2 separate regions of the Homo sapiens genome follow, and region 1 is linked to region 2. A link is an interaction called in ENCODE POLR2A ChIA-PET data of the cell type or tissue named here. Cell type or tissue: endothelial cell of umbilical vein. All regions are shown on one strand.

Region 1 (2,500 bases), 360 kb after region 2:
TTTCTCACAGTTCTGGAGGCTGGCAAGTCCAAGATCAAGGCACCAGCAGGTTCAGTGTCTGGTGAGGTCCCCGTCTCTTCTTCCAAGATGGCACCTTGGACACTTCTTCCTCCACAGGGGAGGAATGCTGTGCCTGTGCCCACTCAAGCCCTTTTATAAGGCACCAATTCATTCAAGGGGGTGAATTTCTCATGGCCGAATAACCTTCTAAATGCCCTATTTCTTAATACTGTTGCATTAGGGATTATGTTTCAACATGAATTTTGGAACGACTCAAGCATTCAAACCATAGCACTCAGCCAGTCTATTTTAGTTTCCAAAGATACTAGCACAGAAGCTCAATTATTTAAGGAACTTTATAAATATTTGTAGAGTGAATACATAAGAGAATTTATTATTGATAGCTATAAGAGCATCTCTAAGATTGGGTTTCCTCATCCTTAAATAAGTTAATAATTCCTACTCCAAAAGCATGCTACAAGGATTGAATGAAACAATGTATGCACAGCAACTAGCACATAGTAAATAACCAGTAAAGGGTAGTAATTATTGGTAGAAATAGGGATCTGATGATGGTGATAAGAAAAATCAATGAATTAATAAATCAATCAATGCCCCATGCTTGCAACAGAAGAAGAGAGTCCTTCCCTGAGTGACAGAGAGAAGAGTCTCTCTCTCAGGGACATATCACCTAGTCTTCTAAACTTGCTTCATGTAACTGATAATCAGACATTGGTTGCCTTTGTGTTTCCATGAAATCTGTAGGTTGTATGTATTGGCTTGTCACCTAGATGGACCAGTAAATGGAACTCTGTGTGAACAGCTCACTTGAGAGTGCACACTTTTTGCAACATTACTTGAACTTGAGATCTTGAGGAAGAGCCAGCATTTGATGCAGGAGTCCAACATCAGAAAAAACAAGGCTAAAATACTCTTGGCACCAAATCCTGAGCTAAAAAGAGAGTTTTTCCAAAGAACTGGAGCACCCCTAGCAGGACAATAAAGGAACTTGAAGAGTAAGAGTTGAAAATTGTCAGAAAGGCAACTATGTACTCCAAGGAAGAGAAAGCAAGAATTTAAGCAAATAGCAAGGAGAAAAAAGCTCCCAGCTGGCTGGATAGTGAGGAGGCAGACACTGATGGATGCTCTGAAGCCAGCTGCTGAGAAGTAAAGGACAGGATTAAAACCGTATGACGTGGCAAGAAAGACCACTGGTCAAATGTTTGTCTGTTATACCTCTATCAAACATACTGTTATATCTCTCATATTCTCATATCCAGAGCCTGAATTTTTGGTATTTTGTTCATCATGGATTTTTTCCATTGATTTAGATTTCTGCAACATATTTTATTAAAATATTTATCCTGATGGTAGTTTTTTGGTGTCCTCTTAAATGTTGCTTCTCATTCATCTCACCCTGATTCTGGTCTTGCCTATGCCATTGATCATTGAGAAATACTCCCATATATGGTCACACTCACCCCTCATAGCAACCCAATAGGTAGGTATCACTAGCTGCATTTTGTGGTGTAACAAACTGAGCAAACTGAGACAGATTAAGTGCCTGCCAAACTTTATGCAGCCAATTGAAAAGTTTAACCTGTTCAAGTTGATCTTGAACACAGGCTACATTCTTGCCACCAAAGCATAGCTGCAGTCCAAGGCAATAATACAAAGACACTATAGGGAATCAGGTAAGAGTGGAATGAAATACATGAATAAAATTCATCTGAAGAAGTATTATGATTGAAATGGAGATCATGAGATGCTTAATGCAAGGCGACTGTAGTGGTCTGAGCAGTATTGCTTTCCATGGAGTATTTGATAGGTAACTCTCAAAAAGTTTGTTGAATCAAATATTTTCACTTTTCTTATTCTGTATTCTTTGCACCAAAGAAACATCTTTCTCAACAACTTATTTAAGCCATTGACTAGATTTGGCATGCAAACCAGTTCAATGTGTCAAAATCCTACTTGTGGCTGGGTGCAGTGGCTCATGCCTGTAATCCCAGCACTTTGGGAGGCCGAGGCAGGTGGATTACCTAAGGCCAGGGGTTCGAGACCAGCCTGGCCAACATAGTGAAACCCTGTCTCTACTAAAAATACAAAAAACATTAGCTGGGCATGGTGGTGGGCGCCTGTAATCTCAGCTACTTGGAAGGCTGAGGCAAGAGAATCGCTTGAACCCAGGAGGTGGAGGTTGCAGTGAGTCGAGACTGTGCCATTGCACTCCAGCCTGGGCAACAAAAGCAAAACTCCATCTCAAAAAAACAAAAACAAAAACAAAAAACAAAACAAAACAAAACAAAACTCTACTTGTGCACTCCTGGTCCATCATAGCAACCTGCTTTAAGTATTCATTTATTCCTTAGTTAAAACCAGGAATTAGTTTTCCTTGGATACACACCATCAAAGCCATTTTTAATTAAATTCTTGGCAGAATGCAGGGAGAAACATTTGATTAGCCAATCTTCATGAGGATGATATTCATAAGTTGTGT
Region 2 (2,500 bases):
GGCCCGATCTCAGCTCACTGCAAGCTCCGCCTCTCGGGTTCATGCCATTCTCCTGCCTCAGCCTCCCGAGTAGCTGGGGCTACAGGTGCCCGCCACCATGCCCAGCTAACTTTTTTTTGTATTTTTAGTAGAGACAGGGTTTCACCGTGTTAGCCAGGATGGTCTCGATCTCCTGACCTTGTGATCTGCCCGCCTTGGCCTCCCAAAGTGCTGGGATTACAGGCGTGAGCCACCGCACCCGACAGAAAAAGTAATTTTTAAATCACATTTCTGGAGTTCTAAGTCATGAGTTTGGTTGGAACAGTATAAATGATAAATGTTTCCAGACAAACCTGACAGATCCTAAAAGCTTTCCCCCTTTTGTGTAAAGACTTCTTCATAAATTTATCAACAGTACTAAAAATACCAGAGGGAGGGCAGCCAGTTCTGCACACAACACAGCACTTGCTGGGAAGTCAGGAGCGCTAACTCTTGGCTCTGTCTCCTTCTCAGGGAAGGGCTTAGGGACATCCTTTTGGCCATCCGGCAATGAACCGTGCAAAGCTCTTTTTTGCCCTCATCCTCCACTTCCCAGGCCCTTCTGAGGAGGTGCCGAGAGAGGAGACAAAATGCCAAAAACTGCTCCCTTGCAGACAGGAACAACAGAAACGGGATGCAGCGTTGTCATAAGCCCAGGGAGTCCTTACCCTGGAACTGTGCCGCCCCGAGAATTCTGAGCAAACCATGAAGCCAGCTTGGAAAAGGTGCTCCCAGGAACAGAGATTGAGTAAGGCACCAAAGCAGGAAGCCATTCCACAGCACTGAGATGATATAAAAGTGGGAAAAATATCTGCAAAAGGAAAACAAGCGAGGCAATAATTAGGGTAGATCCACTTCAAGCTCTTATACGGGAAGATTATTTTTAGTTTCTCTGTCTTTCCCCACCCCTCCATTCCCAAAGTATACCTTTGCTTTTTAATAGAATCTGAATCCTATAGGTGTTCAGGTTCTTAAAATTTCCTTTCAAATAACGGGACCAGTTAACTTTCAGGAAAAAGAGGCCTCTCTGAGGTTAACAAGAACACAACCAACTGTGTTAAACTTAGAATAAAGTTTAGTTAGCAATCTCTCTGATTGCTGGGTAACAGAATTGGACTCAAGTTCCCAAAACGGAGGCTGCAGGCCCTTGCAAAGAGAACCTAGACTGTGCTAAAACAAGCTAAATCTGTGAAAGATTTTGATTTCTATATCCCAAACAATATTGCAGTAATAGCCACACAACTGTTACACATGATTTGCATAATCGCAGACACTTGGGGCTAGAGGAAGTAAAAGATCTTCAGGCATGACTCAGTGTTTTTCCAAATTGGGTTGACCTAAATTACTTTTATTATAACATGACTAATACTACAATCATAAAACTAGGTATTAACTCCTTATGGTTATAATTCTCAGACAACTACAGGGCCTATTTTGCAATCAACACATCTACAAACTAAATACAAATAGGACCACAAAACCAATGCAATTGAAATTAGCGATGTTAATTTAATGCAAAAGATGATGTTGATTTGCTGAAACAAAAAAAATCACCTAATATGGCACAAGGGCCTAGGGCCTAGCAGGTTCTTCTTCTTCTTTTTTTTTTTTTTTTTTTTTTGAGACAGGGTCTTGCTGTGTTGTCCAGGCTGGAGTGCAGTGTTGTGATCACCACTCACTGCAACATTGACCTCCCAGGCTCAAGTGATCCTCGCACCGCAGCTTTCCAAGTAGCTGGGACCACAGGCTTGTAGTAGTCCACCATGCCTGGCTAATTCTTAAACTTTTTATAGAGATGTGATCTCCCTATGCTGCCCAGGCTGGTCTCAAACTCCTGGGCTCAAGAGATCCCTCCCACCTTGGCTTCCCAAAGTGCTGAGATTACAGGTGTGAGCCACCATGTCCAGCCCCTCATAGGTTCTTTTGAGGTCTGTTTATGTATACTTTTCTATTTTTTTCTATTCAGTCTGAAACCTTTCTGACTCTATTGAGTGCCTGGCGGTCATCTGGCTTTCCCTGGTCTTCAATGCATCGTGCATATATTAAATCCCACTCCTTCTTTTCTTTTTCTCATTAGTCTGTGACAATAAAAGACAACCTAGAGCCAAAAGAGGATTAAACATAATCGCAGGGGCTCCTCCAGATGATCCAGAATGTGCTTGTAAGAGAATGCACAGCCCCTGAGATCATGCCTACAAACTCAGTCTGATAAACTCTGATCCAACCTGATCATTCCATGGCAACCCACTCCACTCTGCCAATTACTGTTAGCAAATTCTATCACTGGCCAGGCATGGTGATGCATGCCTGTAATCCCAGGGCTTTGGGAGGCCAAGGTGAGAGGATCCCTTGAGGCCAGGAGTTTGAGGTTATAGTGAGCTATGATTCTGCCTCTGCAACTCCAGCCTGGGCAATAGAGCAAGACCCTGTGTCTTAACAAATAAATAAATAAATAAAATTCTATCACTGGATTTGCCATCTC

What was found. ChIA-PET counts read pairs that join two places held together with the same protein. Peaks named below come from ENCODE experiments on the same cell type or tissue, not always from the same donor. Only the 100,000 strongest peaks of a DNase experiment are listed, where the experiment ranks them.
Region 1: POLR2A ChIA-PET joins it to region 2 with 8 read pairs; 1 of 35 experiments calls an interaction of 5 or more read pairs at or near these places.

The regions. Positions count from the first base shown.
Region 1 is chr4:54,997,666-55,000,165 of GRCh38, reverse strand. No RefSeq gene overlaps it. Among named protein-coding and RNA genes, the nearest start is that of KDR, 130 kb to the left of the region's middle. In endothelial cell of umbilical vein, a CTCF peak has its summit at 977; a DNase peak (open chromatin) is centred at 945.
Region 2 is chr4:55,357,675-55,360,174 of GRCh38, reverse strand. It overlaps SRD5A3 (steroid 5 alpha-reductase 3), which reads right to left. Exons shown (of 5, transcript NM_024592.5): 2 at 687-829. Among named protein-coding and RNA genes, the nearest start is that of SRD5A3, 13 kb to the right of the region's middle. In endothelial cell of umbilical vein, no CTCF peak of the experiment used is centred here; a DNase peak (open chromatin) is centred at 1,344; H3K27ac peaks cover 1,434 bases.